Regions from separate parts of the Homo sapiens genome. Here all the other regions are linked to region 1. The links are chromatin loops, found by intact Hi-C in ENCODE. Cell type or tissue: heart left ventricle. All regions are shown on one strand.

Region 1 (8,000 bases):
CACTCCAGCCTGGGCGACAGAGTGAGACTTGGTCTCAAAAAAAAAAAAAAAAAAAATTCCAAAATGGACTGTGGTGACAGTTGAGCACATCTGTGAACTGTACACTTTAAATGGGTGAATTGTATGCTTCTTGAAATATATCTTAATAAAACCTTTTTTTTTTTTGAGACAGAGTCTCACTCTGTCACCCAGGTTAGAGTACAGTGCCGTAATCTCGGCTCACTGCAATCTCTGCCTTTTCTTTCCTTCCTTCTTTCCTTCTTTCTTTTTCCTCCTTTCTTTCAAAACAAAGTTTGTTACCCAAGCTGTAATGCAGTGGTGCAATCATAGTTCATTGCAGCCTCATGCTCCTGGGCTCAGGTGATCCTCCGGCCCACCCCAGCCTCCCTAGGAGCTAGGACTACAGGCGCAAGGCACTATGCCTAGCTAATTTTTTTTTTTTTTGAGACAGAGTCTTGCTCTGTCGCCCAGGCTGGAGTGCAGTGGCGCGATCTCCGCTCACTGCAAGCTCCACCTCCCGGGTTCACGCCACTCTCCTGCCTCAGCCTCCTGAGTAGCTCGGACTACAGGCGCCCGCCACCATGCCCGGCTAATTTTTTGTATTTTTAATAGAGACGGGGTTCCACCGTGTTAGCCAGGATGATCTCGATCTCCTGACCTCGTAATCTGCCCACCTCGGCCTCCCAAAGTGCTGGGATTACAGGCATGAGCCACCGCGCCCAATGTTGTTCTCTTTATTTTTATTATTTATTATTATTTTTTGGCCGGGTGAGGTGGCTCACGGCTGCAATCCTAGTACTTTGGGAGGCCAAGGTAGGCAGATCACTTGAGGTCAGGAGTTTGAGACTAGCCTGGCCAACATGGTGAAACCCTGTCTGTACTAAAAATACAAAACTAAGCCAGGTATGGTGGTGTACACCTGTGATCCCAGCTACTCAGGAGGCTGAAGCAGGAGAATTGCTTGAACCAGGGAGGAGGAGGTTGCAGTGAGCTGAGATCACGCCACTGCACTCCCAGCCTGGGCAACACAGTGAGACTCCGTCTCAAAAAAAAAAATTAAAAATTAGCCAGGCATGGTGCCTCATGCCTGTAGTCCTAGCTACTGAGGAGACTGAGGCTGCAATGAACTATGATCGTGCAACTGTACTCCGTCCTGGGTGACAGAGCTAGACCCTGTCTCAAATAAACAAAAGGAGAATGGAAAGCTTGCTGAGGGGCCTGAAGGACAGCTCTGGGCAGGCTGGACCAAAAGAAGAGAAGGTGAGTTATGGATTTCCCAAACAGTCCTAAAAGCAGAAAGCTGGGACTTACAGAAAGAGGTGGGGAAGCCCGGGGCCTCAGATGGATTGCTGGGGGAAATGGTCACTTGAGAGGGGATGGAAATGGGCCCCGTGCACTGCTACAGGCAAAGGGTAGACGAGGTATCTGGAAATGGCTATGACATCAGCATATGATGGGCGTGGCTTTTCTGTCCTAGAAGTAATTGTGCCAATGCCCTTTGTATGGCACTAAGGAGGGGCCACAGGAAAGGAAAGGAAAGGAAGAGAAAGGAAGGAAGGAAAGAAAGAAGGAAAGGAAGGAAAAGAGAGAAAGAGAAAGAAAGAAGGGAAGGAAGGAAGGAAAGAAAGAAGGAAAGGAAGGAAAAGAGAGAAAGAGAAAGAAAGAAGGGAAGGAAGGAAGGAAAGAAACAAGGAAAAGGATGAAAGAGAGGAAAGAAAGAAAAGATGCATGGCAAGGAGTTCTCATCCAGGTAATCTTAGATTCATTTTTGCCCAGTGACCACACACTCCTCTTGGGCCAAGCAGTGCTCTGGAAAAGTCTCCCACGTGTTCTTTTGGACCTTGAGATTAAAAGAATATCTTTTATATCTCAGGGATAGGGAAGTCCTCTCTAAGTAAGACACAAAACCCCGAAGCAATAAGGAAAAAATTGACAGGTTGAAGATTAAAAACTTCTCATATCCAAAAGATTCCCTAAACTAACTTAGACAAGTGGCAGACAGGGAGAAAACATTTGCAACATACTTAACAAGATCTTTTCTTCAGAGCATGTAAAGAGCTCCTAAAAGTCAAGAAAAAGACAAACACATGGTCAAAGGATATGACTAGAAAATTCACAGGATTCAAATGGCCAAGAAACATACGAAAACAGAAATTTGCACTAAAACAGCAGTGAGTTACACTTTCTTCCTTTGGCTTCCAGAATGCCACAGTAGCCTGGTTTTTCTCCTGCTTCAGGGGCTCCTCCACTTCAAGAGTCTCTATTTGGTTCTTTCTTTCTTTCTTTCTTTTTTTTTGAGATGGAGTCTCACTCTTTTGCCCAGGCTGGAGTGCAGTGGCATGATCTTGGCTCCCTGCAACCTCTGCCTCCCAGGCTCAAGCGATTCTCCTGCCTCAGCCTCCCGAATAGCTGGGACTACAGGTGAGTGCCACCACACTTGGCTAATTTTTTGTATTTTTAGTAGAGACGGAGTTTCACTATATTGGCCAGGCTGGTCTTGAACTCCTGATCTCAAGTGGTCCCGCCTGCTTCGGCCTCCTAAAGTGCTGGGATTACAGACGTGAGCCACTGCACCTGGCCTCTTTCTTGAGCCCTTAACCTTGGAGGACCCAGGGCACTGTCCTTGGTCCTCTTTTCTTCTTTGTCTACACTCACCCACAGCTTCATCCAGCCCCAGGTCCTCAGCCTGTCCCCCTGGGTCACAGCCTTCCCCTCTGCCAATGCTGGAGTTCCCCTTAGTGCTGCCCTAAGAGATTTTTAAAAACACAGCTATACATTCATTGTTTTAAGAGCTTGGCATTTTAATGTTTTGCTGCAGGAGAGGGAGGCTTCAGGGATTCACACTTATGTATATACATGATGTTATTTCTGTAAGTGCAAACACATACATTTATGGCTATATGCATGGAAAAGCCCAGAAAGTGACACACCAAGATGTTATGAGTGTTTATCTATGGGTTGTGGGATTACTAGAACTTTAAAAATGTCATTAGCACCATCAAATAGATTTACAACTGTAATGCTGATTTTAAAAATAACTTAAGTGTGTAACAATAGGTTACATACGCTAGTGTTCATTCATAGCTGGAATGCTACACAATCATTAAAAAGCGTGTTGGCAATGATACTTACCGATATGGCAAAATTCTCACTACTTGATGCCAGGTAAAACAGCAGGAGATGCCAGATATACAGTCTATACAGTCTGATGCCAGTTTTATATAATAAATTTTTAAAAAGAAAACGACATGCATCTAGAGAAAAGACTGGAAGGAAATGTATCAAAATGTTACCTGTGCATCTCTCCAGGTGACGTGAAAAGCGTTTTTCAACTTCTTGAATTTTTCAGGTTCCGCAAAAAAAAAAGTGCGTTATTTTTACCTTAATTAAAAAAAAAAAAAACAAACAAAAACCCTGGTTCTTATTCTTTTTGAGCAGCAAGTCGCTGTCCGCCGGGCGCAGTAGCGATGCACCGCGTCCCCGCCCGCGTCGCTGCCGGGTCGCCGGAGGCCGCAGCACGGGCAGGTCCAGCAGGCCGCAGCGCCCCCCCGCGGTATGTCCCGGCGGCGGGAAGGGGGTGGGCGCGGAGGGCGGGGAGGAGGCGCCGGGCGTCCCCGCGCTTCCCGCGAGATCCCGCTCCGCCCGCTCCGCCCCGCTCGCCGCGCTCCCAGCTCCCCGCGCCGCGGCACTTCCTGCCTTCCGCGCCCGCGCCGCCCGCCCTCGTCTGCGCCCGTCGCCTGCCGCCCGCCGCCCGGCGACGCGCCCGCCGGCGTCCCCGGAGGTGCCCCCGGCCCGGCCGGGTCGTCGCCCCGCCGCCGCGCCCGCGAGCCGCTTTGTCTCGGGCGGGGCGCGCGGGAGAGGCCGCCAGGTGCCCCCCGCCACGGGCCCGGGCCCCCCGCCCCGGGGCGGCGGCGGCGGCGCCGGGCCCCGGGGCGGGGGGCGCGCCGGGATGGGCCCCAAGAGGCGACAGCTGACGTTCCGGGAGAAGTCACGGATCATCCAGGAGGTGGAGGAGAATCCGGACCTGCGCAAGGGCGAGATCGCGCGGCGCTTCAACATCCCGCCGTCCACGCTGAGCACGATCCTGAAGAACAAGCGCGCCATCCTGGCGTCGGAGCGCAAGTACGGGGTGGCCTCCACCTGCCGCAAGACCAACAAGCTGTCTCCCTACGACAAGCTCGAGGGCTTGCTCATCGCCTGGTTCCAGCAGATCCGCGCCGCCGGCCTGCCGGTCAAGGGCATCATCCTCAAGGAGAAGGCGCTGCGCATAGCCGAGGAGCTGGGCATGGACGACTTCACCGCCTCCAACGGCTGGCTGGACCGCTTCCGCCGGCGCCACGGCGTGGTGTCCTGCAGCGGCGTGGCCCGCGCCCGCGCGCGAAACGCTGCCCCCCGCACCCCGGCGGCGCCTGCCAGTCCGGCCGCGGTGCCCTCGGAGGGCAGTGGCGGGAGCACTACTGGTTGGCGCGCTCGGGAGGAGCAGCCGCCGTCGGTGGCCGAGGGCTACGCCTCGCAGGACGTGTTCAGCGCCACCGAGACCAGTCTATGGTACGACTTCCTGCCCGACCAGGCCGCGGGGCTGTGCGGAGGCGACGGACGGCCGCGTCAAGCCACCCAGCGCCTGAGCGTCCTGCTATGCGCCAATGCCGACGGCAGCGAGAAGCTGCCCCCGCTGGTGGCCGGCAAGTCGGCCAAGCCCCGCGCAGGCCAAGCCGGCCTGCCCTGCGACTACACCGCCAACTCCAAGGGTGGTGTCACCACCCAGGCCCTGGCCAAGTACTTGAAGGCCTTGGACACCCGAATGGCTGCAGAGTCTCGCCGGGTCCTGCTGTTGGCCGGCCGCTTGGCTGCCCAGTCCTTGGACACCTCGGGCCTGCGGCATGTGCAGCTGGCCTTCTTCCCTCCCGGCACCGTGCATCCGCTGGAGAGGGGAGTGGTCCAGCAGGTGAAGGGCCACTACCGCCAGGCCATGCTGCTCAAGGCCATGGCCGCGCTAGAGGGCCAGGATCCCTCAGGCCTGCAGCTGGGTCTCACGGAGGCCCTGCACTTTGTGGCTGCCGCCTGGCAGGCAGTGGAGCCTTCGGACATAGCCGCCTGCTTTCGTGAGGCTGGCTTTGGGGGTGGCCCTAATGCCACCATCACCACTTCCCTCAAGAGTGAGGGAGAGGAAGAGGAGGAGGAGGAGGAAGAAGAGGAGGAGGAAGAGGGTGAAGGAGAGGAAGAGGAGGAGGAAGGGGAGGAGGAGGAGGAGGAAGGGGGGGAAGGAGAGGAATTGGGGGAGGAAGAGGAGGTGGAGGAGGAGGGTGATGTTGATAGTGATGAAGAAGAGGAGGAAGATGAGGAGAGCTCCTCGGAGGGCTTGGAGGCTGAGGACTGGGCCCAGGGAGTAGTGGAGGCCGGTGGCAGCTTCGGGGCTTATGGTGCCCAGGAGGAAGCCCAGTGCCCTACTCTGCATTTCCTGGAAGGTGGGGAGGACTCTGATTCAGACAGTGAGGAAGAGGACGATGAGGAAGAGGATGATGAAGATGAAGACGACGATGATGATGAGGAGGATGGTGATGAGGTGCCTGTACCCAGCTTTGGGGAGGCCATGGCTTACTTTGCCATGGTCAAGAGGTACCTGACCTCCTTCCCCATTGATGACCGCGTGCAGAGCCACATCCTCCACTTGGAACACGATCTGGTTCATGTGACCAGGAAGAACCACGCCAGGCAGGCGGGAGTTCGAGGTCTTGGACATCAAAGCTGAGTCACTGGACCTAGCTGTGCCCCCAACCTAGATTGGCAGCACCACCCCAGGGCAGAGGACTCTCTGGGCACCCGCTGTGCATGGAGCCAGAGTGCAGAGCCCCAGATCCTTTAGTAATGCTTCCCCTGGTCCTGCAACAGGCCCGGTCACCTCGGCCGGGCCCGGGGCTGAGGTCAGCCTCACTGCCTGCTTATTGCCTCTTTCTCAGAATCCTCTTTCCTCCCCATTTGGCCCTGGGCTCAGGGGACCAGGTGGGGCGGGTGGGGAGCTGTCCGGTGCTACCACACCGTGCCCTCAGTGGACTAACCACAGCAGCAGCCAGGGATGGGCCCTGGAGGTTCCCGGCCGGAGAGTGCCTCTCCCCTCTGCCATCCACGTCAGGTCTTTGGTGGGGGGACCCCAAAGCCATTCTGGGAAGGGCTCCAGAAGAAGGTCCAGCCTAGGCCCCCTGCAAGGCTGGCAGCCCCCACCCCCACCCCCCAGGCCGCCTTGAGAAGCACAGTTTAACTCACTGCGGGCTCCTGAGCCTGCTTCTGCCTGCTTTCCACCTCCCCAGTCCCTTTCTCTGGCCCTGTCCATGTGACTTTGGCCCTTGGTTTTCTTTCCAGATTGGAGGTTTCCAAGAGGCCCCCCACCGTGGAAGTAACCAAGGGCGCTTCCTTGTGGGCAGCTGCAGGCCCCATGCCTCTCCTCCCTCTCTGGCAGGGCCCCATCCTGGGCAGAGGGGCCTGGGGCTGGGCCCAGAGTCCAGCCGTCCAGCTGCTCCTTTCCCAGTTTGATTTCAATAAATCTGTCCACTCCCCTTTTGTGGGGGTGAACGTTTTAACAGCCAAGGGTGCATCCTTCATGGTCTGGGCTTGCGTCTGTCTTGGGGGACTTATTCGTCCTGGCTCTCTTTGGTCCTTGCTCTGGTGGGACATGGAGGCAAGTGTTGAGAGGGTTGCCCTGACCGGAAGAGGGGCAGGAGGAGACCTCAAGCTTGGGGTCACTTGGCTGGGGCAGGAGGGAGCCATCAGTCTCTGGGGGCAAATCAATATGCACGTGGGGACTAGGCCTACCGAGGCTGGTTTGAAGGCCTTTGCAGGAGTGGGGTCAGGACAGAAAGAAAGGAGTGTTGGGGCAGCTTCTGGGGTCCAGATTGGAGTTTGGAGGGGCATATAGGTCACCCTTTGGTTTACCTTTGGTGCCTTAAGAGGGAGCCCTTTAGGCCTTTCAGTGATTGGCATATCCAAGCCTGGTGGCCACCTCTAGGCACAGTGGCAGGAGGAAGGTGAAATTGCTAGGAACAGGTTGCACCCCCAAGAGGCAGAGGATGGTTGGTAACTCCCTGTGCAGTGCCTTCCAGGGGGCCCCCAGTACAAAGGTGAGGTCAGGTCCCTTTGCTGATCCTACCCTTTTTCCTTTCAGAGCCAGCCCCTCCCTCCCTACCCCTCCTCACTGAGGCCCTCAGGCCCCAGCAGTTCCAACCAAGGGAGGGCCTGGGCTTGAGCATGGCTGGCAGCTCTGGGCCCCAAACCGGTTTTCCCACCTCACCTGAGGCTGGCACATCACTTCTGTGTTTCCTTCCCATCCCCGGCCCACCTTTACCACCAAGTTTCTCCTCTCCAACACTGGGAATGTTAATGGGGGAGTATCCAGTTCATCTCTTGTCCCTGGCCTGCCCTGGTTATGGCCCCTTATGGAAAATCAAGACCACTATATATGACTTTAAAACAAGAAATGGGGGTGACTTCCACTCTTGGCCTCTACTTCTGGCATTCAGGAATCCCCTCCAGGCCTTGAGGGCTTTGAAGTGACAACAAAAAGTAGTTGGGATCCCCCTTGCCACCACCTTCCCTCCCGAAATCCGAGCCCTGGAGTTGGAGACCAGAAGGCCACAAGGAAGCCCCACCTGCTCTCGAGTGAGCAGGAGGAGCATTGCCTGCTTGCCCAGGTGCTCCTGTTTAACCCAGCTACCTCACCGCAGGTTCCAACAAGACGAATTACTTCCATTTGTCTCCTGCGAAAAAGAACAGTTCTTGCTGGAACTGAGACTGTCTCATTAATGATAGTACCAGCTGATACTAATAGGGCCCCTGCTCTGTGCTAAATGCTTTAGATGCTCACAAAGCCCCTATAAGGTAGGTAAAGCCATGAGAAACCAGGCAGCGGTCCGGTCAGGTGCCCAAGGCCATGCCGTTAGTCAAACTCTCTTCTCATCCTGACTCTAGAAGTACCTCTTCACTAAGGAGGGACCCATATTCCTAACCCC
Region 2 (8,000 bases), 290 kb before region 1:
CAAACACTTCTTCCTTCTTGATGGCAGGAAGTCTCAGGCAGGCTGCAAAGACCTGGAAGCTGAAGACTCCAAGGGGGAGCAGAACTGCTGCGACCGCTTACACTGCAGTTCCTGGACCCTAGGGGCCTCCCTACCCCACTGTGGGATTCTCTCTATCCAGAACACAGCTGGTGCCCTGGGGTCATGACACCCCAGAAACTCATCTGTTCTGGTCTTTGGCAAGTCTGCAGACCAACTTTGACCAATAGAGAACTAAGGCAGCAAGTTTTCCAGTGTCATACAGATAGACAATTGCATCAGAATAGAGACACGTGACTTCTGAATGCGGACTGGAGGAGATGAGGATGGAGGGCTGGGAGGATAGTAAGAGAGGGAGCAGGGAGACCAGTTACGGGCCACTGAAGTAGTCAAGGTGTCAGACAAGAGCTTTGAGACAAGAGGACTCGTCTTAGAGATAGATTGCATGAGGGCCATGAGGGTAAGGGAGGTGTCCAAGCTGACCTCAGCCTTCTGGCTTGTCCACTGGTTGGATGGGGTCACCATTTTATTGTAATGGCGGATACTGGTTGCAGAGAACTGAGTGTTGGAGGACCATGAATGAGTTCCATTTCAGATCTGCTCAGCTTGCTGTCCCTGGGAGACAACCACAGGAGTTGTTTAGGAGACACCGGGCTACTTCAGCCTGGAGCTCCAGGAGGAGGTCTGCATTGGTCGTTGGGACAATAGGACCAGGCAAGTACATGGAAAGAATGTCAAATTCCATCAGGCATAAAAAGAACAGTTGAACTCAGGTGGTAAAGGGGCAAGAAGGGAGGAGTGGTTTACAAAATTCCAAAACAGATGATCAAGTCAGAGAGAGGTAGTCAAATAATTGAGCATGGGGGTTGTTAAAGTGACATTGGTTCTTGCTGTCACATTGACAGATTAGAGAGGAAGTTGAGAGTCAAAGCCATCCGCTGAAAACATACAGTTAGTAAAAAGTGCGTGGCTCCCAGGCAGTTGGGTGACTTTCCACAGCTTCTCACCTTCCCAGCCAGATTGTGCCTCACCCCCAATCCCAGAGCCTCCTTTATAGAAATTCTGGAGCTGTAGTGCCTCTTCTCACATCCAGCAGGGAACCATGACTCAGGGCTGGGCAAACTGGCACAAAAACCCTTTGGTTCATCCAAGCCAGCTGTCCCTGGGTCCCAAGTCTCTTTTGCGGATCCATTTGCATGCAATTTGCACTTTGCTACAAACCTTGGCTTCCCCTTTAAAGGGCCAGTGCCTCTCTTTCCCATCTCATCCTCATCTCTTAACCAGTCACCAAGAAAAGTGGGCTCTGATGATGAAAAAGAAGCAGGGGGGTCCCTACTCAAAATTCATTTGTTGGCCAGATACCGTGCTCACACCAGTACTCTGGGAGGCCAAGATAGGAGGATTGCTTGAGGCCAGGAGTTCGAGAGCAGCCTGGGCAACACAGTGAGAGCCCGTGTCTCTACAAAAAATAAAAAAATAAATTAGCAGGCATGGTGGCATACCCCTATAGTCCCAGCTACTCAGGAGGCTGAGGCAGGAGGATCACTTGAGCCCAGGAGTTTGAGGTTACAGTGACCTATGATCATGCCACTGCACTCTAGCCTGGGTGACAAAGCAAGACTCCAAGAGTGGTTTACAATGTTCCAAAACAGATGATCAAGTCAGAGAGAGGTAGTCAAATAATTGAGTATGTGGGTTGTTAAAGCAACATTGATTCTTGCTGTCACATTGTCTCTTAAAAAAATAATAAAAATAAAATCCATGTATTGAGAGTCCAAAATTCCTCTATGGAAGCACAAGCTGCCTTTGAGAACTGGAGGATATGGATATGTCCTGCTTCCCTCCATCCCCAAGAACAGCTCATAGAAATAGGAAAGGGGTACACCCCCATACCCCTAAGTCTTCCAGACTAGAGACTGAGCTGGTGGCATAGGGGAAGGACTGGGGTCTGAGGACCTATACTCTCAGCCTAGGAGCCAGCTCCTTAGGGAAGAGCCCAGAAATTAGAACTCCCTGCAAGCTCAGATGGAGTGACCTGTTCATAAAGCACATGGCCAGATACTAAAGTTCCTTAATAGATGAACGGTGAGTCCCACTCCCTGACCTGGGAGGCAGGAGAGGCCTCATGTGACCACAATTTGGGGACTGGCATTGCCTTGGCTTCATGGCACAGAGGAGACCCACACACACTCCTTCCCCTGCCAGGGAGACTCCAGGCTGAGAAAAGGACAAGTCCTCAGGTTTGAAGATGTCTCCTCATCAAAATACTTCTACATCACTCTTCATTTTATCCTTGACACACTAGCTGAGAGGCTGCCTGGAGGGTCCTGGGCCCTTGTTTTAGGGCACATAAAAATGAAGACCTCATCACCAAGGGAAGGCCCCTGCATCAGGTCTAACTAACCTGCACCAAGCCACGCCGCACACCAGACCACTCCAGCTTGACCACTGCTCCTCTGCCCAGACCCTTGATGAATAGTGCAGTCTTCTGCAGCGACTGCCACTGTTACAGCTCCACTGGCCCCGCAGCCGCCACACAGATTCCTCCAGGGATCCTCAGGACTCAGTGCACCAGAATCTCAAGGTTCCGTGTGTGTGTGTGTGTGTGTGTGTGTGTGTGTGTGTGTGTAACAGAGGAGGCATGGCTGCATTAACCCCTGTGGTCATCAGCCAATATGGCCCCCAACGATTCCCTCCTTCTTGTACCGTTTCACACTGACACCATAGGCAAGTTTTAAGTGCTTTTTTTCTGCAACTCATCTCAGCAAAGATAAATATCATTGCCTCTTATTCTAGGACATGGCAGGCTGCAGGACCCCAGTTGCACCAAACTGCCATCCCCTCCTGCCTGGTTTCCCTTCTTCATGAACCGATCAATGGGCCATAGCCAGGTTGGGATGCATGTCTTCCACAGGATGGGAACTACCTCCAGCTGATCAGGTACATGGCCTTGGAAATCATCCTACACTTTAGAGTCAACAAAGGCTGTTCCCATATGTGCCCCGAGCTCCTCCAGGTTTCTCCATCCTATGGACACAAATGAGGTGGCATTAACAGGGAAAACACACTTTATGGGCTTTTGCCCCCGTCCACAGACTAAGGGTGCTCCAGGGCCCCTCGATTTATCCCAGTTATTTCTGAATAACTGGGATATCTTACATCTGCTTAGCACGGGTCCCCTCCTAGAGAGCTATGGCCTTAGAAGCCACTTGGGGGCAGTACCTCACCACTGCCCCTGCCAGAGTGCCCTGATGACCAGCACTATGGACCCTCCTAAATTCCATCTGTTCTCCCCCTATAGCCTCCAAGTTGGCAACCTGAGACCGTAGTAGGTCTGCGTATCACGCAGAAATGGGAGAAGGACCCTTGTAACGGATTCTGTTGGTGCCCTGCCCAGATTCCTCTCCTTGGCCACTGCACCCACCCACCAGCTATTGCTAAGATCTCCCCCAAAAAGTAATTGACACAGAGGTGCAAAAAAATCTGTCCTGCTTACCCCAACGGGGGACAGCTCAGTGGCCGATCCACACCCCAGAGCTTCCCCTGGATCAGGCTGAAGTCAGACCCCAGCTGAGACCACTTCATGCTTAGCATCTTCCCTGCCCTGGCCTGCTTCATTCCCTCCCTCTTATGTCTCTCTAAGAGTACTCGCTCAATAAATCACCTGCTCAAGAATCCTCAGCTCAGCCTTTCACTCTAGAGAAGAAAACATACCCTTCTTCCCAAGTTTGTGTCTGGAACCCTGTCCCAACCTTGCTTCGGCCTCAGAATCTCGTGAAATCAGCTCCTGCTTCTGCCTACAACCCTCTCTGTGTGCCCTGGGGGCAGTTACATGGAGACCCGATGAGAGAACAGACACCCCTCTGTGTTTCTCCACTACACTCCTCATTCCACCCTTCTCTCCCCCAGGAGCCCACCCACCAGCCACCGCCTGAGCCCTTTCCCCACTGCAAAGCTGCCTTCCTGCCAGATTCCACCCCCAGGACTCCCACTATGTATGGTGAATGTATTTGACCTTCAAAACCATTCTGTTCCATCAGTATTAAGTCTACTATTTTTTCTAGTGGAGAAGCCAGAAGCAATTTACTGCAAAGCCAATGCAGCTTAAGCTCACTTGCATGGGCCCCTTCCAAAGCCCTGCAATTTCGTAATCATAGTTTTTATTCTTCTGCTTGAGGAGGGCTCCCAAATTGTATCAGCCTCAGGCCCCATAAAACCTAACTCTACCCTTGGAAAAATGGAAGCTCTGAAAGGTGAAGTGATTTGTCCCACGACACAGGCCTGATGAGCAACAGAAGCAGAAGTTGACCCAGGTTTGCTGCCTCCCAAGTTCTTTTCCCGTCCTCCATCCTATGATCCATCCCTGCAACTCCCCTGGGCCTACTGCAGCAGCCTCCAGGATCCAGCCCTTGGCTTCCCTCTACCTCCAGCACATAGCCTTCCCAGTTGCCAGCCATCAGCCCCTCCTCTGCTCTGGCACAGTATTGTGGGAGCTTGGCAGGCCAGAGTGGGTTTGGCAGAGCTACATTTAAATATCAAGGTAGAAGAGTGTCTGCATGTATACCATCAATGGATGCAGACACCCACAGAGCCTATGGTAGCTGCAAGTTGCCCCTACATTTGCCTGTGTTTTCTCCATCAGCTGAGTAGCAGGCTGTTAGGATACCTGTCTTGGGAGCACTGCAGAAGTTAGACTGTGTATCAGTTAGCTCTTGCTGTGTAACAAAACATGCCAAAACTTAGTGGCCTAAAACAACAACTATTGATTTAGCTCACAGTTCTGCAGGTCAGCAATTTGGGCCATGCTCTCCTGGGCAGTTTGATCTCAGCTGAGCTCCCTTTGGGCATATGCAGTCAGCTGCCAGGTTGGCTGGGAACTGGAGTCAGCTGGTACATCTCATCTCTGTTCCACAGAGTCTCCCATCCTTCAAATCAAGATCGTCTGCCTGATGGCTTGGCAGAATTCCATGAAAGCAAATGGATTTGAGCAAGGCCTCTTGAGGCCTAGGCGCAGGACTCAACAGCTTTACTGTCAGCACATTCTATGGCCCAAAGCAAGTGACAGGCCAGCCATGATGGTTAATGTTGTCATCTTAGCTGGGCCATAGTGCCCAGGTATTTGATCAAACATTATTCTGGATATTTCTGTGAAGGTGCTTTTTCTTTCTTTATTTTTTTTAATGCAGTTAACAGTTCAGTTGGGGACCTTTGAGTAAAATAGATGACCCTCTATTAGGTGGTTGGGCCTCTTCCAATCAGTTGACAGCCTACAGAGAACAAAGACTGATCTCCCCCCAGCAAGAAGGAATTCTCCAGCTGAATGCCTTTGGACTGAAATGACAACTCTTCCTTGAATCTCCAGCCTGCCAGCCTACTCTGCAAATTTTGGACTTACCAAGCCTCCATGATTACATGAGCCAATTCCTTAAAATAAATGTCCTTCTATATATATACACATCCTGTTGGTTCTGTTTCTCTGGAGAACACTGACTAATACACCAGCCCAGATTCAAGGGGTGGGGAACACACTCCACCTCCTGATGGGAGGAATGGCAAAGTCACATTGCAAAGCATGAGGGCACAAGGAGGGGACTAACACAGTCACCTCTGCTCATGAGCGACCACAGGCTGGCTTTAGGAATGGGTGGGTGTGGGCAGGGTAACCTGCAGCTCTTGGTGTCCACCTTTGAGCATCGAGCTTCTGCTGGGCCAGCCAGGTGGAATTCCCAGTCATCTCCACCTCCTTTTTGGTATCAAAGACTGGGAAGAAAACTGTTTCCACGACTCTGTGAGCAGAAAGGGGGGAACCTCACAACTGGATTTGAGAGTATGTCTTTGCCCTCAAACTAGGGGCTTCCTGAGGCTGTGCTCTTTTCTACCATCCAACTCAGGACTCAATGTAGAATGGAGGCTGGGCATGGTGGCTCTGGAAACTCTAATACCGGCATTGTGGAAGGCTGAGGTGGGAAGATCACTTGAGGCCAGGAGTTTGAGACCAGCCTGGGCAACATAGTGAGACTCCCAGTCTCCACAAAAAAAATTTAAAACTTAAGTGTGGTGGTGCATGCCTGTAGTCCCAGCTACTCGGGAGGCTGAGGCGGTAGGATCACCTGAACCCTAGAGCTGAGGCTGCAGTGAGATAGGATCCTGCACTCCAGCCTGGGTAACAGAACAAGACCTTGTCTCTGGGCAAAAACACGAAAAACCCTATAGGCTGGAGGAAGCGTTTTATTCCCCCTACAGGACCCAACAGGTTCTGAGAGCAACCAAATGTCTAATTCTCCCACGTGTCCCCCAAGATTGTTGACACTCTAGCTGGGACATACGGGGCCCCCATAAGTAATTCCTAGATGAACACACACAGCCTTCAGTGCTGAGGCCTGAGACATCTGCTCCCAGCTATGCAAACAGTCCCACGTCACAACTAACCATGCAAGGGGCAGGGGGCTCAGACTTGCCCAGCCCACCTTTCGGTCCTCTGGACTGCCCTCCATGCTGGCTCAGTCCTGTTCTGTCTACCTCTGCTCAGCACGCCTTCCTCCCACACAGCTTGACAAGTTGGCCACCTCCCAGCTCCCCACCCCACCCTGTCTCCTGCTTACCCTCCTCCCCATGCTCTGCGAGTCTTACATAGTCTTACACTTGGTAAGAAGCCAAGCCTTGCCACATGTGCATGTCCTGCAGGCTTCCCTTCCTGCAGGTATGGCTTTGGGCTCTGGACTCTGGGTAGACCCAGGAAGTGGGGGTCATCAGGGGAGACAATGTAGCAGGCAGGCATGTAGGGCAACCAGAGTCAGCCTATGAGATACCAAGGGCAGGTCCTCTTATGCCCAGAAGATTCATAACAACGGCATAAAAAATAGTGGAAGACCCTGGACCCACATGCTCTGAGCTCCAGCCCCTCATTGTCACAAACTGCAGTGTGATTTGGGACTGTCACTTTGCTTCTCAGTTCCCCCATCTGTCAAGTGGAGATGATAACCATTGATAGTGGATCCTATAGGCATCCTGCTCACTCCTTGAGGCCTCACCACCTCAGGGAGCTCCCGCTGCCTTCCACCTGTGAATCTGCATGTCTGCACCTGAGAGCTTTCTTTCCTAAACTGCAGAAGGCCAGGCAGCATGCTGGAAGTGCCAGGGAATTAACAACCCTTAGCAGAGCCCTTCTTCTAGCTATAACTCACAGGAGTTGATGGATAAATACCCCAGCTCCCTCACTCCTCAGGCAAGATAACTCTGGGGCACGTGTTCTACTCTGATGCCCAGATTTCCCCCGCAAGACTGAACTCCAGTTGCCCACAGTGGTAACTAGCTTGATAATACACCCCTTGTGGGCTGCCTTCCTTCCCCATTTCACAGAACTACTTGTGTTCAAAGCCTTGTCTCACGGTCTGCCTCCAGGGCAGTCCAAACTAAGACATCATCCCAGCCCTGTCGCAACACCATTAGCCCGTGTGTGATCGAGATGATGGCAGAGGCTACCAGCAGGTGTTTGAGCCCAGGGCTGGGTGAGGGTCTTCCCAGCCCTTATCTCTACTCTGGACCCACAGGAAACTCCACAAGAAAGTGTCAGAGGATGTTGGTGGGACTTCTTCTGTTGTCCTGGAATGGCAGCCAAGGCCTGAAACTGAGGTCAGGAGATGCTTGGGACCCATATTCTAGAATGAGCAACATGTGAGTCACCAACAGCTGAGTGCCCAACTCCTCCTTTAGTGAGAGGCAGTGCAACCTGCTCCTCCATGCATTCCACCCAAAGAGAGGACTGGGGAGGGGAAAGGCGGGCCATAGTGAATTTCATTCTCCAGGATGACAGGATTTCCCTCTGTCTCCCTGAAGCAAGGGATGAAGGGATTCCGAGCTAATCAGAGGAATAGTCAATGTGCCCAATTGCACATCCCTCCAGACCAGGCTTAGACCTTTTGTTGAGACCAGCTAATTCTGTGTCCTGTGCATTCTACAATTCTAAGTCCCTCCCTTCTGTC
Region 3 (8,000 bases), 70 kb before region 1:
CTCTACTAAAAAATACAAAAAGTTAGCCGGGCATGGTTGCAGGCGCCTGTAGTCCCAGCTACTCGGGAGGCTGAGGCAGGAGAATGGCGTGAACCCGGGAGGCGGAGCTTGCAGTGAGCTGAGATGGCACCACTGCACTCCAGCCTGGGCGACAGAGCGAAACTCCATTTCAAAAAAAAAAGGAGTGACAAGCATCACTTGGCAAGGGGGCAGGAGTGGGAGGGTGAGAGCAGATGGAGGACAAGGTAGCAAGGGAGGAAGGGGAGTATGGGGGGGCCTCGTGGGTCTCTAGTCACCCACGCCGTGTCAGCAGTCACTCTTCTCTGTCCCCAGGCATCCTAGGACCCAGTGGCTTTCTCCTCCACATGACTATCATTGCTCACTGACCCCTGCCCTGATGCTGCCACCTGAGCCCCTCCCCTTTGCCCCCACCCCTCATCAGGCCCTACCACAGCCATTGTATTCAGGGGATCACTATTTTTGGGTTTTTTTTTTTTGGAGACGGAGTCTCACTCTGTCATCCAGGCTGGAGTGCAGTGGCGCAATCTCGGCTCACTGCAACCTCCACCTCCCCGGTTCAAGCAATTCTCCTGCCTCAGCCTCCCAAGTAGCTGGGATTACAGGCTTGCACCACCATGCGCAGCTAATTTTTTTGTATTTTTGGTACAGACAGGGTTTCACCATATTGGCCAGGCTGGTCTCGAACTCCTGACCTTGTGATCCGCCCGCCTCGGCCTCCCAAAGTGCTGGGATTACAGGCGTGAGCCACCGTGCCCAGCCAGGGATCACTATTAATCTCCACACATGAAGAGACATATTTAAAAAGAAGGAAGGAAAAAAAGGAAGGAAGAGAGGAAGGGAGGGAGGGAGGGAGGAAAAGCAAGGAAGGGAAAAAGGAGAGAAAAGCAAGCATGAGAGCCAGACGCGGTGGCTCACACCTATGATCCCAGCACTCTGGGAGGCCGATCGCTTCAGCCCAGGAGTTTGAGACCAGCCTGGGCAACATAGTGAGATGTCATCTCTACAAAAAATTTAAAAATTAGCCAGGTGTAGTTGTCCATGCCTGTAGTCCCAGCTACTCTGGAGGCTGAGGTAGAAGGATCACTTGAGTCCAGGAGGTCAAGGCTGCAGTGAGCTATGATTGCACCACTGCACTGCAGCCTGGGTGGCGCAGCAAGACTCTGTCTCTAAAAGGAAAAAAAAAAAAGAGAGAGAAAGAAAAGAAAAACATGGATGTCCCACAGCTATAAATGTGACCAGGGTCTCGGGGGTTACCTCTAGTTTGAAATATAAATAGGGCTGGCTTGATTTTTTTTCCCATGTCTTTTTTTTTTTTTTTTTGAGATGGAATCCCACTCTGTCGCCCAGGCTGGAGTGCAGTGGCGCGATCTCAGCTCACTGCAACCTCTGCCTCCCTGGTTCAAGTGATTCTCCTGCCTCGGCCTCCTGAGTAGCTGGGACAACATGCCCGGCTAATTTTCTGTATTTTTAGTAGAGACGGGGTTTCACTGTTTTAGCCAGGGTGGTCTCCATCTCCTGACCTCATGATCCGCCTGCCTCGGCCTCCCAAAGTGCTGGGATTACAGGTGTGAAACACCGCGCCCAGCCTCCTCCCATGTCTTGATCTCACTCAGGATCAAACTCAATCTCATCAAATCGCCTCCGAGCACTCAGAGTGGCAGGGACACTGAGAGGGACTTAAAGAATAACTGGGCAGCTGATAGAGGGCGTCGAAGGCTCTCAGGGTAAACCAGGGGAGGGGAAGAGAAGGAGGAGAGAGGGAGGGTGAATGAGTAGGTGGGGGAGAAGAAATGAGGAAGGGTGGGAGGCGAATGCTACAGCCGTGAAAGTTAGGGGAGACTCCATGTGCTGGGCATACAGGAAGTGCCCAGCCCAGCTCAATACTCAACACGCATCGTCCCGCAGTATCACCCACTGCAGCTCCCCGCGGCAGATGCTGCCATGAGCTTCATTTTACAGAAGAGAGGCCTGAGGCTCAGGGAAATTAAGGGACTTGGCCAAAGGGACACAGCTGGTAAGTGGCTCAGCCTGGATCTACACCCAGGTTTATTCATCGCTTCACAGTGACAAGAAAGAGGATGACAGAGAAAGGCAGGAAGTACAGGGAGAGAGAAAAGGAGAGCGGAGGCCAGGGAGCAGGCTGGGGGTCCAGGAGGGCAAGGGCAGGACGCTCACGAGGCTGGTAGCTCTGGTAGACAGAGGCCACTTCGTCCGCGAGATCAACTAGCTCACAGCCCCTCAGTGCCGCAATGAAGTACTCCACCCAGCCGGGCCGCCGCTGAAGGGTATTGAAGAGATGCCAGAGGGTGTCCCGGTTCCCTGAGAGTGTGCAGGTGGCCCGCAGTCGATCCTGGAAGACACAATGCCACTGTCCTGCTCAAGCCAGGTGGCCCCTGCCACTTCCCCACCCAGAATGAAGCCACAGCGGGGGGAGGGGTGCCAAGAAAGCCACAAGGGCAAGGCAGCCACGTGAAACTGGATCGGAGCCCAGGACAGGGCCAGGTATGGAGTGAGGAAGAGCAATTAGCAGCCACATCAATAAAGGCAGCTGCCGGAAACTGGCAATTAACTATGTCCTGGGCTCTCCATTAAGGGCTTTGCATGTATCATCTTTATTTAATGCCATTATTATCTCCACTTTACTAATGAGGAAACTGAGGCTTAGCAGAAGCAAAGTACTGTAGCAAAGATCCTAAAACAGTGGGGCAGGAATCCAAACCCAGTTAATCTGATACAAAAGCCTTGGATTAATATGGCCCCCAGGGCAAAAAGAAAGGTTTGGATTAGGAGAGAAGGAAAAGGTAGATAGCAAAAGTATGATGAAAGGGGCAAAAGACGGAAAGAGAGGGGGCCGACAATAACAAACAAGGAAGCTGAGAATGCTGGGGAGATTGTGGGCAGATGACAGTGGCTGCAGAGTTTTTTTGTTTCTTTTTTTTTTTTTTTTTTCAGACGGAGTCCCACTCCGTCGCCCAGGCTGGAGTGCAGTGCCGTGATATCAGCTTACTGCAACCTCTGCCTCCTGAGTTCAAGCGATTCTCCTGCCTCAGCCTCCCGAGTAGCTGGGATTACAGGAGCCCACCACCACACCCGGCTAATTTTTTTGTATTTTTAGTAGAGACATGGTTTCGCCATGTTGGCCAGGCTGGTCTCGAACTCCTGACCTCAGGTGATCCACCCGCCTTGGCCTCCCAAAGCGCTGGGATTACAGGCGTGAGCCACCGTGCCCAGCCCTAGAGTTTTTATGTCTACCTGAATTCTCACATAAAAACAAGCAACCAGACAGCAGAAACAAAAACCCACAGAATCCTGCAGGAGCTAGATTTTTAGAAAAAGGAAAATAGCCAGGTGCGGTAGCTCACACCCGTAATCCCAGCACTTTGGAAGGCCGAGGATCACAAGGTCAGGAGTTCAAGACCAGCCTGACCAACATGGTGAAAGTCCGTCTCTACTAAAAACACAAAAATTAGCCGGGTGTGGTAGCATATACCTGTAATCCCAGCTACTCAGGAGGCTGAAGCAGGAGAATTGCTTGAACCCAGGAGGCAGAGGTTGACCCAAGATGGCACCACTGCAACTCCAGCCTGGAAGACACAGCGAGACTCCATCTCAAAAAAAAAAAAAAAAAAAATGCTGGGCGCAGTGGCTCACGCCTGTAATCCCAGCACTTTGGGAGGCCGAGGCGGGTGGATCATGAGGTCAGGAGATCGAGACAATCCTGGCTAACACAGTGAAACCCCGTCTCTATTAAAAATACAAAAAATTAGCCGGGCATGGTGGCAGGCGCCTGTAGTCCCATCTACTCAAGAGGCTGAGGCAGGAGAATGGCGTGAACCCAGGAGGCAGAGCTTGCAGTGAGCCGAGATCACACCACTGCACTCCAGCCTGGGCGACAGAGTGAGACTCCGTCTCAAAAAAAAAAAAAAATCGTGCCACTGCACTCCAGCCTGAGTGACAGAGCAAGACTCTGTCTCAAAAATAAAAATAAAGACCAGCCTGGCCAACATGGTGAAACTCCATCTCTACTACAAATACAAAATCAGCCAGGTGTGGTGGCATGCGCCTGTAACCCCAGCTACTCAGGAGGCTGAGGCGCGAGAATCACTTGAACCCAGGAGGCAGAGGTTGCAGTGAGCTGAGATCATGCCATTGCACTGCAGCCTGGGCAACACAGCGAGACTCCGTCTCAAAAAAAAATTTTTTAAAGAAAATAAAGAAAACCCACAGAAAATATTTACTATAAAACAAGATATCCCTATAAACCCCAAAATACAAGAGGGAGGAGCAAACTCCAAACAGACCTGCATACTAATGCGATCTGTGTGGGAGGACAGCGGAGACAACAATGGGGCTCCTGAGAAATCTGAGGACAGGAGGCCCCAAAAGAGCCAACAGGTACCCTCTGGAGCACAGGGGTCCAATCTGAGAACAGCAGCTACAACGGGGAGGGGTTGTGCCCGTTTCACCAGCTAGTGAGTGCCAGGGGCCTGCAGCAAGTTCTGTTGGGGCTAGAGCGACCCTGATCCTGCCAGCTCTCAAACCTGAGTCCCAGCTCCGTGCCAGGACAGGGCCCCATGACAAGGAGAATGGAATCAAAACTGAGCAGGACAAGGAAGGGCAAGAGAGATGAAGGAAATAGGAGGTTCCAAAAAAAGTGGGCAAGTGGACCAGAGCCAGGAAATCTCAGAGAGCCAGCGCCATATTTTTGAGCAGTGCACAAAAGCAACACAAGGGGGAGCTCGGCGAAGTCAGCAACGCCACCCTGAGCCACACTCCATCCAAAAGTTAGAAAAGCAGCAAGGGTGCGGTGGCTCACGCCTGTAATCCCAGCACTTTGGGAGGCCGAGGCAGGCGGATCACAAGGTCAAGAGATCAAGACCATCCTGGCCAACATGGTGAAACCCCGTCTCTATTAAAAACAAAAAAATTAGCTGGGCGTGGTGGCACGCACCTGTAATCCCAGCTACTCAGGAGGCTGAGGCAGGAGAATCACTTGAACCCAGGAGGCGGAGGTTGCAATGAGCCAAGATCGTGCCACTGCACTCCAGCCTGGCGACAGAACGAGACTCAATCTCAAAAAAAAAAAAAAAAAAGAAAAGCAGCAAGGACAAGGAGCAAGACACAGCAAGAGGAAGAAGGAAGGAGCCAGCCCAGGCTTGGGTGAGGAACTAGGATGGGGCTGAGCTTTGAATTCCACAGCCCTGCCCCCAGGCCAGTGTCGGGCTGTCACTTCCCTTGCTCACCTGGTCTCTTGCTGTGAGGCAGGGCAGGTAAGGCAGAATCTCTACAACATCCACATTGCAAAAATTGCTGAAATTGCGGCAGATATACTTATAGGTCTTGTCTTCAGCAAACGGCATTGCTGCTCAGATTCTGGAGAGAGGGCTCTGGCCCCATGAAGGGTGGATGGACTGAGAGGAAACGAGACTGGAAGAAAACAGATCACACATTACAACAGGGTTGGGGGGTTGGGAGTGGGGCTGGACAAAAGGCAATTCTTTCTCAACTTTTTGGAATGTTTGTTTTCTTTCATCTTTAATTTCTTCTTTTTTTTTTTTTTGAGAGCGAGTCTCACTTTGTCACCCAGGCTGGAGTGCAGTGGGGCAATCTCGGCTCACTGCAACCTCCGCCTCCTGGGTTCAATTGAGTCTCTTGCCTCAGCCTCCCTTCTGAGTAGCTGGGATTACAGGTGCGCACCACCATGCCCAGCTAATTTTTGTATTTTTAGTAGAGATGGGGTTTCACCATGTTGGCAAGCTGGTCACAGACTCCTGACCTCAAGTGGTCCACCCGCCTCGGCCTCCCAAGTTTGGGGATTACAGGTGTGAGCCACCACACCTGGCCGTTTTTGTTTTGTTTTATTTTGTTTTTAAGAGATGGGGTCTCGGGCTGGGCACAGTGGTTCACGCCTATAATCCCAGCACTTTGGGAGGCCAATTTGGGGGATTAACTGAGGTCGGGAGTTGGAGACCAGACTGACCAACATGGAGAAAATCCCGTCTCTACTAAAAATACAAAAAAAAAAAAAAAATAGCTGGGCATGGTGGCGCATGCCTGTAATCCCAGCTACTCGGGAGGTTGAGGCAGGAGAATTGCTTGAACCTGGGGGCAGAGGTTGCGGTGAGCCAAGATTGCACCATTGCACTCCAGCCTGGGCAACAAGAGCGAAACTCTGTCTCAAAAACAAACAAACAAACAGATGGGGTCTCTGTCACCCAAGTTGGGTGCAGTGGTGCAATAATAGTTCACTGCAGCCTCGAACTCGTGGGCTCAAGCAATCCTCCCGCCTCAGCATCCCCGGTAGCTGGAACTACAAACCTGCGCCACTATGCCCAGCTAATTTTTTTATTTTTTCTAGAGACAGGGTCTCATGATGCTGCCCAGGCTGGTCTCAAACGCCTGGCCTCAAGCGATCCCCCTGCCTCCGCCTGTCAAGTAGCTCGGATGACAAGCACCAGCCAATGTGTCCAGCCACCTTTAATTTCTTTTTTTTTTTTTTGAGACGGAGTCTTTCTCTGTCGCCCAGGCTGGAGTGCGGTGGCGCGATCTCGGCTCACTGCAAGCTCCGCCTCTCGGGTTCACGCCATTCTCCTGCCTCAGCCTCCTGAGTAGCTGGGACGACAGGCGCCCGCCACCACGCCCGGCTAATTTTTTTGTATTTTAGTAGAGACGGGGTTTCACGGGGTTAGCCAGGATGGTCTCGATTTACTGACCTCGTGATGCGCCCGCCTCGGCCTCCCAAAGTGCTGGGATTACAGGCGTGAGCCACCGCGCCCGGCCGCCATCTTTAATTTCTGTAAACATCCTATTTTATTACTGCCTGAGTCTCTCCAAAATTCCTGCAGAACCCGGGCGCGGTGGCTCACGCCTGTAACCCCAGCACGTTGGGAGGCCGAGGCGGATGGATCACGAGGTCAGGAGTTCAATACCAACTTGGCCAAGATGGTGAAACCCCGTCTCTACTGAAAATACAAAAAAATTAGCCAAGCATGGTGGCGGGCGCCTGCAGTCCCAGCTATTCAGGAAGCTGAGACAGAGAATTGCTTGAACCCAAGAGGCGGAGGTTGTAGTGAGCCGAGATCACGCCACTGCACTCCAGCCTGGGCGGCAGAGTGAGACTCCGTCTCAAAAAAAAAAAAAAAAAAAAAAATTCTGCAGAATTTGCTAAAAATGAATTGATGACCACCAGCTACTCAAGAAGCTAGGGCAGGAGGATCGCTTGAGCCCAGCTGTTCGAGGCCAGCCTGGGCAACACAGCGAGACCCTGTCTCTAAAAAAATAAAAATAAAAATAATTGAAGACCAAAAAGAATCAGATCCAGAATACCTAGGGCCCATTTCTTCTCTGCAGGTTGGTCAGCACTGGGAAGGTCTGCATGTACCCCTAGCACATGCGGTGGGGGGATCTGTATGTGACCCTAGTTTCTGTGCCTATAAATGTCCTGGCTCCCTTCCTGGCTCTAAGGCCCTCAAGCTGATAGCAAGAGGGCTATACCTAAACGTGCTGCTGCTTTGGGACACACTGAAAAAATAAAAAGTGAACCCCAACATGATAATAATCGGATCATCCCGCTTTAAAGAAGAAACTGAGGTATGCTTGCTAGTTAGTAGAAGAAGAAAGAACTGAGATCTTCAGGTCAGCTTCTTTCCATGACATGGCTGCAGGCCCACCATTAAAGCCTGCTACACATAGGCCGGGCACGGTGGCTCACGCCTGTAATCCCAGCACTTTGGGAGGCCGAGGCGGGTGGATCACGAGGTCAGGAGATCAAGACCATCCTGGCTAACACGGTGAAACCCCGTCTCTACTAAAAATACAAAAAATTAGCCCGGCGTACTGGCGGGTGCCTGTAGTCCCAGCTACTCGGGAGGCTGAGGCAGGAGAATGGCGTGAACCTGGGAGGCGGAGCTTGCAGTGAGCCAAGATTGCGCCACTGCACTCCAGCCTGGGCGACAGAGCCAGATTCCGTCTCGGGGGAA

Evidence for each region. Hi-C counts contacts between places; a loop is a spot of excess contacts. Peaks named below come from ENCODE experiments on the same cell type or tissue, not always from the same donor. Only the 100,000 strongest peaks of a DNase experiment are listed, where the experiment ranks them.
Region 2: it touches region 1 in a loop (2.3-fold over the local background); 26 of 110 quality-filtered maps call a loop at or near these places.
Region 3: it touches region 1 in a loop (7-fold over the local background); 56 of 110 quality-filtered maps call a loop at or near these places.

Annotation. Positions count from the first base shown.
Region 1 is chr20:3,782,433-3,790,432 of GRCh38, reverse strand. It overlaps CENPB (centromere protein B), which reads left to right and starts at 3,693. Exons shown (of 1, transcript NM_001810.6): 1 at 3,693-6,582. The coding sequence starts at 3,950. The coding sequence ends at 5,749. It also overlaps a transcript of CDC25B not described here. RefSeq lists a silencer at 3,392-3,741 and enhancers at 3,577-4,286, 4,182-4,321, 4,287-4,997. In heart left ventricle, a CTCF peak has its summit at 3,509 (motif pointing left); DNase peaks (open chromatin) are centred at 3,562, 4,182, 4,507 and 5,905; H3K4me3 peaks cover 3,089 bases; H3K27ac peaks cover 1,467 bases.
Region 2 is chr20:4,067,479-4,075,478 of GRCh38, reverse strand. No RefSeq gene overlaps it. Among named protein-coding and RNA genes, the nearest start is that of RNF24, 56 kb to the right of the region's middle. RefSeq lists enhancers at 123-417, 1-1,030, 3,028-3,527, 3,528-4,029. In heart left ventricle, a CTCF peak has its summit at 3,224 (motif pointing right); no DNase peak of the experiment used is centred here.
Region 3 is chr20:3,852,006-3,860,005 of GRCh38, reverse strand. It overlaps MAVS (mitochondrial antiviral signaling protein), which reads right to left. Exons shown (of 7, transcript NM_020746.5): 2 at 5,265-5,448; 3 at 2,197-2,371. The coding sequence starts at 5,381. Among named protein-coding and RNA genes, the nearest start is that of MAVS, 9.2 kb to the right of the region's middle. RefSeq lists an enhancer at 1,835-2,334. In heart left ventricle, a CTCF peak has its summit at 4,750 (motif pointing right); a DNase peak (open chromatin) is centred at 4,745.